Regions from separate parts of the Mus musculus genome. Here region 1 is linked to region 2. Evidence: chromatin contacts called from ENCODE Hi-C or POLR2A ChIA-PET data. All regions are on one chromosome and are shown on one strand. Each heading gives the region's core, a stretch centred on a gene start or an enhancer-like site at or near the end of the contact. The rest is flanking DNA. Distances are from core to core; before and after follow the strand shown.

Region 1 (5,955 bases), core at 2,168-4,667, 36 kb after region 2:
ATCAGATCTTAGTCTGCTGCATCTATAAGCAGAGAACCATGCAGGCACAGTGACTGTGTAGCATGACTGTGACTGGAAGCTGACAGCTGACCCTTACTGATGCTTCCTAACAATGGGCTTAGGGGTCTAGATAGTTAAGACTACCTACTGATAGTTCAGGAAAAGACAAGTGTAGTTTCTGCTTAATGGCTCAGTCCCTACATTGCCAAGGCCCAAACGAGATACAATAGCCAGCCACCTATTTCTTGGCCAGTAGCTACCTAGATAGTAACATTCTTTCAATACTACCTGGTCCTGGATGGCTCCCTTTTGCTTCCTCCAGGAACACTTCTAGACCAGAATATCACTCTGTAGATCCCTCTGAACCACGTAGACAGGAATAGTAGAAGCCCAGAGCCTTGAGCTTCCACTGTGCCTGTTCTCTACACATAGGTACTAGCTCTCGGCCCCACTCTTGCCTCCCGCCCATCCTGGAAGAGAGTTCCCTTTCCTCTAAGGCTCCAGTCTTTCCATAGCTCCATCTTTCATCTGTTTGGTTTTGAAAAGCTCACCAGTTATCTTTGTCTCCTCAGCTTTTGTCTACAAATAAATTTACTTCTTCATCCTAAAAGCAAACCAAACAACCACACACATTCAATGTCTCTTGCCTCCTCCAGGATTCTGCTCCTTTCTGCAATACACATAGCCTCTAGCGCAAGCATGTGCCACCAACTGTCCTAGCCATTGCACTTGCCTGGCCTCTCTACACGTGGACACCGATGTACTCTTCTCACTCAGAGAAAGCCACAGTTGTCCCAGTGACAAGTTCCACAGCACCCAGTGTTGTGACTTCTAGAAAAAGCAATCCCATCTCACTGGTCTTTTCTTTCCAACTCAGCCCTCCCTCTTCATTGGGTTGCTATTTGCCCCCACCACACAACTTTATTTTTGCCATCTGCTTTTGGGCTCAAATCTGAAGCAAAAGAAACCCAGTGTAGAAGTGTTTTTGCAACTTTCCTGCTCATGACAACGTTCAAATGTAAGCTATTACAAGTCATTTAGAATTTTGTTGCTTGAAAACAATTCAATTTGTAAAATTTATGTGGAAGTGATTACAAATGGCCTTTCTTTATGGACTGGAAAGGAAAGCAACCCTTTTCATTTTTGTTTGTTCTGCTTTTTCTAGACAAGGATTCTCTGTGTAGCCCTGGCTATACAGTAGTAGCCTGTAGTCTTGGAACTCATTTGTAGACCAGGTTGGCCTTAAATTCAGAGATCAGAGATCCAACTGCCTCTGCCTCCTATGTGCTGGGATTAAAGGTATGCTCCATCACTGCTGGTTAACAACTGTTCCTTTAAAAAGCATTGGTTTTGTTGTTTTGTTTCAGGGAAACTGCAGCTTGAGTTTAGGTATGTGTTAGGGGAGATTTGAAACATGAAAATTTACAGGGGGAAATGTGGCATTCTATAGTACCATTCGTTTTTGGAAAAATGTTCTTTACCAGTAACTAAGTTTTCAACCCCAGGACAAATGGCTGAAGTGCCTATTTAACACAACAAAGTGGACCTGGTGCCAGGTTCTCCCTGCATCCCTCAATCCCTATCAGTACAGGGTGGTCCTGGCTGGCATGCCCTTCTTCCCCAGCTGTCCTTCCCTGTATAATCCATTTAGTTACTTCTCCTCTTTTGGGCTGCTACACCTGATTCTCCTCTCTTCCTTCTCCCTTCCCCTCCTACCTCTTCTCACATGGCTCAGAGTCAGGTCCATGTCCTATGTCTCCCTTTTATTCACGATAAACTTTGTTCTTCATACCTAGGAGCAGGGATGTCCTCTCCTCCCACCATCACCCCCATTCTTTTTTTCATCCAGGAACAAACCTTACTACAGAAATGATACAGTAGGGCCAGGAACCCCAAAACGGCTTAGTTTACCAGCAGCGATGCCCATGAGATCTGTGGCCCCGTTATGCTTAGGAAAAGCACTTCAGGCTGAAGTTCGTGGTAACTTTATTTCCTAAAAATATGCCCTAGTGGTATGTTTTCTTCCACACCATCCTTACTTCTTTAAAAAAATAAACAGAGACAAAAAGCTTATCTCTACATCGGCTCGATGGAGTCAGCCTAGTGCCCCTCGGAAAGCCTTGAGGTCCCTTTGGAGCAGTTCTGCACCCGGCCTCTGCAGGGCGCGGGCCTCCCAGCAGCTCTGGATGATGTTCTGCAGTGTCTTTCCAGTCAGGGAGGCGGTGAACACCGCCCCTGCCAGTGAGGGGCGCAGATTGTAGGCAACCACTGCATACTGCACGTACTGAGGTTCGCCGGAGTAAGGCACCTCCCTGGTGGTCATCTGCCACAGGGTGATTCCAAAAGAGTAGATGTCAGCTTTGGGCGTGGCAATCTCTCCTTTCAGGATCTCCGGAGCTTGGTGCGTGTACGTGCCCCCTATGTGGTGAGGGGACGCCTGCCGGCACCGCAGATCCTGCAGCTTCTGGGAGCAGCCGAAGTCACTGATCTTACAAACGTCTTGCTCACTGATCAAAATGTTCGCTGGCTTCAGGTCCAAGTGCAAAATGCTTTGTGAGTGGAGAAAAAGCAGGCCGTTAACAACATCTAGGGAATACTTGAGGCACTTCCCCAAACTCAGTTGTTCTCTGCAGCTGAGAGGCTCCGGTGAGCGGGTGGCACCGTAGATGACTTGGTGTAGAGTCACGTTGCCCCCAAACTCCATGATTATGGTACCTAGGCTGTTGGAGTCTTCGGGCGTGCGCGTGCTGGCAGCCACAACCCGAACTATGTTGTCGTGGCGTAGTCTTGCAATGTTCAGTTCAGCCCAGAAACTCCGCTGGGATGCACGTAGGTCCTTGGTGCACTTGTTTACTTGCTTGATGGCCACAGGAACACCGTGGTAAGTGGCTTTATACACCGAGCCAAACCCTCCAGAGCCCAGCCTATGCATCAGACATACCTGTTCCCAGTCTATGGAGAACCAGGCCAGCCGGCGTGGCAGTCCGGGAGCCCGAGGAGGAGTGGTCCCCAGGAAGAGCTTCCCTGCCTTCCTCGGGGCCACCAAAGGAATGCTGCAGGACCGCGAGTCCACCGATGGCGACAGCTCACGAGGGAGGTAGCGACACAGGCTTAGAGGCGAAGGCATTACACCCTCAGATGGGACAGTCACATGAGACACTAGGGAGAAATGAGTAGGAACAGCCAGGGAAGTTTGGGAGCATGGCTGAAGATTGCTGCCTTCATCCCAGTTCCTTTCCCTTCTTCCTTGATTCTCAAAACCAGCCACATCTGTGCTATCACTACTCCACAAGGTGTTTCTTTTTTAAAAAATAAGTCAGGTGGGGTTGGGGGTGCAGATGAAGCCTGGCAGTCTCAGATGAAACGATTGCTCACAGCTAAAGTGAATCCTTAGCAACTTCTTCCCCCGTTAAACAGTACTGGCCTGCCCAAAAGTTCACGTCACCTTCCAACTAATTCTTCAATCACAATACAATGGAAGAAAAAAAAAATCAAGTACATTCTGATGATCATTAATCAGTCCTTCGACTGAAGAGAAAAAAAAAGTACAGTGAACTTGGTGCACACTTTTCAGGCTATAATGATTGTTAGTGCTAGTCTCCAGCTGCATTAAATCACTCCCAGCAGCTATTGGCTGCAAGAGTTGCAATACAAACAGCAGACATTTGTTGAACTACTTGCCAGGGTTATTAGATGCAACCTTTGTAAGAATTAACATCTGTAACTTTAATGTCTTTGATCCAAATACAATCACTTATAGAAGTCAGATCACATACCTTTTACGTTCATCAGAAGGGAGCATTCTGACACTGTATTTGATTTAAACAGCAAGTTAAGACTCTGTAACATAACAACACAGTGACCTCCCAATATCCCTTTCCAAGGCAAGTTAAGCCACCCCATGAGTGTGAGTTTGCTTCAAGACAGATTCTAGACTTCACAGAAAGCAAGTTCCTGGAATTTAATGCAGAGTTGGAGGAAGGAAGAAAGGAACAAAGGTGATTGTGATGACCACGGCTGTAAATATCAGCAAGCGTGGGAAAACAGAGGAAAAGTCAGGAGAAATAGACATGGCTCAGAATCACTGGTACCCATCTATAATATGGAAAAGCAGATGCTGAACACAAATTCAGGGTCTGGCCATCAAACCACACATTCCTCCTTTTTTGTTTTATAAAAATGCGCTCAGTTTTATGCTATATCTCTGGGAGAATGGGGAAGAGCCTTGCTCTGTTTATTCAAAAACGTTTCTCAAAGTGGCTAGGAGTTATTCCTCTTAGCTGCTTGGTAAGGTGTTTTATGCATACAGGTGATAAGTGATCACTTTTCATGTGACAGCTGTGTCCCTTTGACTTCAGAATCACAGGTTTTGAGAAGACAATAAAGGAGAGACATATAAACAACTCAAAGTTCACCAAACTCCAGGTTTCTACTTGATGGTATGATATGATTTAGTCTGCCATCTTGTACATAGTATATAATTGTTAGCACCTCAATGCTTTATGTAAGAAATTAGAATAATTAAAGTAAACATTTTTCGGGAATAAAAGTTGAGTAGCTTTGAACATATTAAGAGAACAAAATATTAAAAATGTAAGCCATGGAATATTTTAATAGAAGCCCCATTCTGTGCACGCATATCAAACCCAAATAAAAAAGGAAAATAGTAAGCAGGACAAAATTTAAAAGCACTGAAATTATACTGCAAATTTGCTCAGCAATCACAAAGATAAGATTATAGTTCAGGACTGTGAATTGTGGACTTCAGGAGCATAAGAGTAATAGGTTGCCTTAAACCTCTGGGTATCACACAAAATACATTACAATGTGATTTATTACTTTGTAATTTTTAATTTTAAGACAACCTCATAAATAATTCACTTCTAAAGTTGTCTAGTATTTATCCAAAATGCAAAGTATTGGTGAAAGTATGAGTCACTGTGTATGCACAAATCTGAGCTCATTCCACTCACCAGCCATCTACTCAAGGCTTTTAATGGTGTACCCACTGCTTTCTATGTGTTTCCTTTTGTGGGTATTTAAAACTGCAGACGGTTTACACCCTGGTAACCCCATCATAGGCTGTAAGCACTGATGAGTGGAAATGCATATGTTAAATGCTTTACCTAGCAAATGTCAGAGATGGTTATTAACCCGAATGACAGTGCTACAGAGGGGCAATCTGAGCAGAGAGGTCTGTTGAGTGCATAAGGATGCCATATCATTATAAAGTTAAAACATTGGAGTTTGGAGTCTTACTATGGAAACTGCCCTTACTCTGAAAAGATCTACCATTATATTAACTTTCTTTCCTTTATCACCTAAGTTCTTATTATGATTTTAATTAACTTTGTTTAATGCTGACTTTGTGTCCACACGTATACAACATTTCAGTATTTTTAACCTATGATGGGGTTAATCAGGGTGTAACCCATTTGTAGTTTCAAATACCTGTAAAAGAAAATAAGTACGGAATAATGGACATGCAATTAAAGCCCTTGGGTCTATGGATACATGGTGGATCTCAAGCAATGGGCTTGTGATTTGTGCATGCAATACGAATCATACTTTCACAAATACCTTACATTTTGGATAAATACTAAACTGTGATTAGAAATGAAAATTTTATCTCAGAAATGGATAAAAGCCTGGTTTTAGAGATAAAGTACAAAGGCTCTGGGTTAGATGGCTGGTGTTTCTTACTGTACCACCACCTGAGTTTCCATCCCTGGAAAAGACAGTAAAAGCACACCCAACCTTACGTTGTGAGAAAGACTCAGAGATTTCAAATTCTCCTTTGCTCCGGATTTATAGTAGATGGAACTTAGCTACTACTTATTTATGAAACTCATAGAAATAAAACTCTGGTATTTGGGGGCTTATACCAGGTAAGAAACACAGACGTGTTAAATATCACTAGCTTAAAATAATCTACTGGGGCTAAATGAATTCATT
Region 2 (6,170 bases), core at 1,172-3,671:
GTAAGCATTTCCCTTTATGGTCCTCCCCTTAGAAGCAGTTTCTTCTGGAACCTCTATGGGACACTGTTGCCAGTTTAACTTTAAACACAAAAGGGCATGGTATACAGTGCAAATACACTTTTCTTATATTATTGTCCTTTCAAACAAGATGAAATTTTATCTAGAGTTTAGCATGCTGACATGCACCTGTATTCTCAGCGGAGGGATAAAGCATCTCTTGGTGCAAGGAATTTAAAGCTAGAGCTGGGTGTGTTGGGAGGCACAGGCAGGCAGATTTCTGAGTTCAAGGCCAGCCTGGTCTACAGTGAGTTCCAGGACAGCCAGGGCTACACAGAGAAACCCTGTCTTGAAAAACCAAAGTTCTATGGTACCTAAGCCTAGCCTCAACACTAGTTCAACTCAAACACAGCTTCTACATCACTAAAACCTGCTTTGATGTGTACCTGAAGTCAACATAGCACACTCTAGGTTATTTTCCAGTTGAACACATGACTGAGATTTAAAAGTTTTAGATGGAATTAAAGATTAGTTCAGTTGGCCAAAGTGGCACATGCAGGCTCAAATCCCCTCAACCTAAAGTTGCAGATATGTTGCAACATGAGTAACCCAAGTAGTGTGACATGGGAGAGGCCACCCTGCCTTTCACAAATCACCTGGAAAAGCAAAATTTTCATACACTAGTCTTTGGACATCTATTAGTAAGTAAACCAGGCATAGTGGCTCATGCCTGTAATTGAGAAGGCAGAATTTTGACCAAGTATGGCCTGCAGAGTCCATTTCAAATAACTCAGAATGGCTAATACAGTGGTCCCTGCCTTTAATTCCAGTACTCTGGGAGCAGAGGCAATCAAATAAGATTGATATTTAATGAGGTCAGCCTGTTCTGTGTTGGGACCCTATCCCAAAACAAAACAAAATCCCCAGGCTTAAAAGATCAAGGATGCAATCTGCTCTTTTCTAACCCAACTTAGTCTTTAAATTGGCTTAGCGCCCCCTGCAGGAAACCTAACGTCTCTTTTTCACCTGACCAATCTGTTAGCACACCTTCATTTTTAAAAGCAGTTTAATGCTTCAGTACTTGCTCAGTGGTTAAGGAACCTGTTCTCTCCGAGGATGCAGGTTGGGTTTCCAGCACCTACATGGTGGTTCAAAGAACATCTGACACCCCTGTGACACACACATTTACACTCATAAACATGAATTAAAAAAAAAAAACCTGAACAAAAGCCAGCAAAATTTGACCATTAAGACGATTTATTCAGTTGTCTTAGGCATCTGCAATGGTGACTTCAACCTCAACTCCCGGCTCAATACTGATGGAAGTAATCTGCTTAACAATCTCAGAAGGACTATGTAAATCAATGAGTCGCTTGTGGATCCTCATCTGGAATCGATCCCAGGTCTTGGAACCTTCACCACAAGGTGTTTTTCTGGTAGTGATTCTCAAAGTCTGCAATAAAACAAAATTAGTCCATTTCTGAACCATTTTCTCTGTATGTTAACAGGTTTCAGCAACCTTTACTAGAGAGTTTTGGAGTTTGCTTTAAGAAAGGTATCATACTCAATCGCCACCAGACATTTGGCCCCTAATAACTTGTATTCTTAGGAATGTAAATTTAATCTCTGAATTTATTTGGCAATCAAACTCTGACCTTCCCCCTCCCCACCAGTCTACCAGTACTCGAGTCTACCTGTCCCTTACCTTGGTAGGCATGCGCACCGGTCCTTTCACTTTCAGATTCTTTTCCTTGGCGCCTCTGATCAAGTCCGCACAAACTGCGGGTTAAGAAAGCATGGTCTTTCAGTTAACTCAGAATGACTCGAGGCGTTTTAAACAAGTTCGCCTATCGGCTCAGAATAGCGTATAAGAAATATCACTATAACTCAATACGGTTGGTATCTCCTCATCGCCGACCGCGCCCCAGCGATCACCAAGCCACCCCGAGCATCGTACTGACCCTTCTCCAGCGACTTCACGTTGCGGCTGGTGAGCGTGATTCGAATTCGGTGAATCGCCACTTCGGGCTCCACGGGCGTCTTTCCGGTATCTTTAAATGCCTGTTATCACCCAGGCGGGAAAAACAAACAGCGACCCGTAAGTGGAGGCCCACTCCTACACAACCGCCATGAGGACCCTCTCCCGGGCCCTCGCCGCGGCGGGAGCCCTCTCCCGGGCTCTGCGCTCCCGGCGCCCCAGCAAGTCGAGCCCCGCCGACGCCCCAGGCCGCGTGGCGACGCCCCCCACCTCACCATGGCTGAGGCGCGGCTTCCTGACCGACTTGTTCCTCAGCAGGAGCGAACAGCGGTGAGTCAGGACGGAGCAGGCTGGCCGAGCTCCGTAGCGCGCACCGCCGGGGCTCAGAAAGGAGGGGCCGGACGGCGCCGGGCGCTTATAAAGCACGTGCGCATCCGGGTGCTTTGTGACCCGGAACAGGAACCGCCCCGCCCGCGAAGAGGTCGCCGTGGGGGAGGCCGGGCTGCGTCCCCGCCTAGTTGGCGGGAAAGGCGAGGACGCGCGCGCGCCCTCTGGCCTCTCGGCGGAGTCCCTGTCCTGACTCGGAGGACAGACGAAGCTGGAGCGGAGAAAACTCATGCCAGGTGCTCTCTGCACAAGCACCTACGGTCTTTACAGTGCGAAATATGCTTCGCATGCATACTCGATCAGCTTGCTTTTGTCTGACAAGGGAAGAGTTGTTTTGAGGTTAGCTGACACGGACCTTGGGGAAGAATGATCGTGACAGGGCATTTATTTACTTGGTGCTGAAGACAGAAGTCAGGGCTTAGCAGGAAAACGCACTCCATCCATGAGCTGACACCCTGAGTTCAATCTTGTGAATCCTTGTAGAAGGAGATAGTGGTTTTCGGAAACTTGTCTTCTGACGAGAGCTGTGGCACCCCCCCCACACACACACACACCCCACCTCCCCCCCACCCCCCATTAATTACTAAGCTTATATTCTAAAAATTATTCGGAAACTGCTTTTCGGAGCTGAAATGCCCTTTTGTGATATTTTGGCTTTGGGCTTCCAGGAATATTGGAAACGTCTATATCTGCTGGAAACCCAGGTTTAGCTTCAGTTAGTTCAATTAAGTGAAGGCAGAACTCTAGTCCCAGTGCTCTGTGGGGTCACAGGGCATTGTACCTGCAGCCTGGCCTGGAACCCATCTACCCAGTTTTAATATTCTCTTCTCTATGTTGCGATGGAGCTCCGTTCTGCTATGTTATGATGGCTGAGACCTCCGGGGACTCCTTAGAACGGAGCAGTTGTTCATAATAAAATTAGTGTCTGCGTACAGCAGAAAGAAAGCCAAATGTCCTCAGGTCAAATGTCCTAGGACGCAGAGGATGGTGCAGATTAATCTACACTACCCACTGCGCAAGGTCAAATAGAATGTAAGCCTGGAGGTGGGTTACAGACAACACAGGAGGAAATAACATTATTTTGTAGGTGAAAGTTACTTGCTCCGAGTTGCCAAACCCAGAGCACTGATTCCCCTCCAAGGAGAACTCCCTAAGCCATGTTCTTCTGAGCTTTGGGAGCGCCAGCACCGATTCACTTGCTTGGTCGGGATTCGACCTAACTAGGAACTGGCTTTCTGACTCACAGTGTACATGAAGTTTTGCTGTCATTGAACAATTAGGTAAGTGTTAAAGTTAGGGGAGTTTTCGAGTTCAATTATTTTTAAATATAATCCATTGACCTCTTAGACTACTAGTAGACTTAACATCAGAAAAAAGTCTAACTTTGTTTTTCTTTTCCTTTCTTGACTATTTGTTTTGTTCTGCTTTGTTTTTGTGTGAGGTAGAGTTCCTTTGTGTAGCCCTGGCTGTTCTGAAATTATTCTGTAGACCAGGCTGGCCTGCACCCTGAGATCTACCTGCCTCTGCCTCTGCCTCTGCCTCCTGAGTGTCTGCTTTTTTTTTTTTTTTCTTTTTTTTTTTTTTTTTTAAGACTTTAGTCTGGGCCGCTCTGGAATTTACAGAGATCTTCTTGTCTCTGCCTCTAGAATACTGGGTGGGATTAAAGGCATTGGCCACCACCATAGCTAAAACCTGCATTTTTATTTTATTAACTGTGACATCAACTTTAAATCTGCATAATGTATCAGTAGGATTATCTGGAACAAATAAAGAAATGCAGTCATACTGCAGCTTCCTGAGATGTGATCTGTATTCATATTAATTACATCTTCAGAGGCCTGAACAGCAATGCTCCGAGGCTGTCCAGAGATTGAACAGGGTTCTTGAGAAGGACAAGTACATACACACACCACACCACACACCACACACACCATACACACTGAGGCTGGCTCCAAATTTAAGATCCTTCCATCCTTCTTTTTCCAGTGCTACAGAATTACAGGTGAATGAAACCACTCCCAGCTAGAATTATTGACAAAAAACAAACCTTAGACATTCCTTACTTCTTAAACATGGTCTCGGTGGCATGGGTCTATAATCCCAGAGTTGGGCGATCAGAGGCAGGGGGCTCTCATGTTCAATATCAGCCTGGACTACATAGTAAGTACCCATCTCAAAAACAAACAAACAAACAAACAAACAAAAAACAAACATAGAAGAAAGAAAAAGAAAAAATCTGGGCATGTGGCTTAGCAATGGAACCTCTGTCTAGTATGCCCAAGGTCTTAGATTGAACCTCAGCACCACACAAAGAGAGAGAGGTAAAGAAAGTTCAATGATAAACAGGTAAAATACACCCCAGGTTTATGTGAGTGGACTTAATCTCAGCGCTTGGAAGGCAGAGTCAGGTGAATCTCTGTGAGTTCAAGGCCTACCTGGTCTACATAGTGAGGGCTTTGTAGAGACCTTGTCTCTAAGAAAATGAAGGAAGGAAGGAGGGAAGGGAGGGAGGGAGGAAAGAAGGAAGGGAGGAAGGTAGTTGGCTCAGCAGATAGCCTTGCCATTCTTGAAGAGGAGCTGATTTGGTGTCCAGCATCCACATGGTGGCTCACAGTTACCTGTAATTCCGTTTGTTTGTTTGTTTGTTTGTTTGTTTGTTTGTTTGTTTTTCGAGACAGGGTTTCTCTGTATAGCCCTGGCTGTCCTGGAACTCACTTTGTAGACCAGGCTGGCCTCTAACTCAGAAATCCGCCTGCCTCTGCCTCCTGAGTGCTGGAATTAAAGGCATGCGCCACCACGCCCGGCTCCAGTCACCTGTAATTCTTACCTCCTGGATACCAGGCACACATGTGGCACACATACACACTTGCAGGCAAACAATTATACAAAAAAAGACGTAGATCTTTAAAGAAGAGTCATTTAAAAAGAAAGCAAGGGCAGTTTTCCTTTAGAAATTGTAAGTATGCCTGAGAGTATAGTTGACTGAGGGCACTAGCACAGCATACAAGAGCATTGGTTCAACCCCATCACCACACTAAATAAATAAATCCATTATATGTCCTAGAACTCCCACCTTTGTTTATCTGTTAAATCCTTATCTCACAGCTAAGTAGATGCTTCAGCAATTAAAAGCACATAACTCAAGGGTCCCAACTCATGCTTGGAGGACTCTTAATTAGCTGTAACTCCAGCTCCAAGCCATCCCTCCTCTGACCTCTGTAGCATACACTAACAGACACATGTTCATAACTAAAAGAAATTATTTTTAAAGTCAGTATCTATGGTGGTTTGAATATGCTTGGCCCAGGGAGTGGCACTATTAGGAGGTGTGGCCTCACTGGAGGAAGTGTGTCATTGTCAGCCTGGGCTTTGAGACCTTCCTCCTAGCCAGATAGGAGCAATCTTCTCCTGTTTGACTTCAGAACAATGCAGCACTCTCAGCTCTTCCTGGACCATGCCTGAGTGGAAGCCGCCATGCTCCCACCTTGCTGATGATGGACTGAACCTCTGAACCTGTCAGCCATCCAAAATTCAATGTTGTCCTTTATAAGCGTTGCCTCGTAGTGTCTCTCCACAGTGATGGAGACCCTAAATGAGACAGTATTTCAAGGAGGTACTGTGTCATGTTCATTGCAGTGTTATTCACGATAATCAAGATATGGAAACAACTTAAGTATCTATCAACAGATGAGTGAGTAAAGAAAAGAACACACACACACACACACACATAGATATGATGGAATATCACCTGCTCTTAAAGAAAAAAAAGAGGAAACTCTGATGTATACCAGTGAGGTTGTTGGCATTG

The links. Hi-C counts contacts between places; a loop is a spot of excess contacts on that map. ChIA-PET counts read pairs that join two places held with the same protein, here RNA polymerase II (POLR2A).
Region 1: a loop to region 2 is called in a map of heart, with 7 times the contacts of the local background. The contact joins the promoter of Mos here to the promoter of Rps20 in region 2. A Hi-C loop is called at or near these places in 12 of 37 maps with a recorded cell type or tissue (T-helper 17 cell, adrenal gland, gastrocnemius and 2 more). POLR2A ChIA-PET finds 5 or more read pairs at or near these places in 4 of 5 experiments (Patski and embryonic stem cell).

The regions. Positions count from the first base shown.
Region 1 is chr4:3,868,688-3,874,642 of GRCm38, forward strand. Mos (Moloney sarcoma oncogene) reads right to left here and starts at 3,418. Exons shown (of 1, transcript NM_020021.3): 1 at 1,971-3,418. The coding sequence starts at 3,127. The coding sequence ends at 2,096.
Region 2 is chr4:3,833,234-3,839,403 of GRCm38, forward strand. Rps20 (ribosomal protein S20) reads right to left here and starts at 2,422. Exons shown (of 4, transcript NM_026147.6): 1 at 2,251-2,422; 2 at 1,959-2,058; 3 at 1,703-1,776; 4 at 1-1,450. The coding sequence starts at 2,253. The coding sequence ends at 1,268. Gm32823 (a long non-coding RNA gene) reads left to right here and starts at 2,416. Exons shown (of 5, transcript XR_881078.2): 1 at 2,416-2,701; 2 at 3,450-3,642. LOC115490074 (a small nucleolar RNA gene) reads right to left here and starts at 1,913; the gene lies at 1,846-1,913.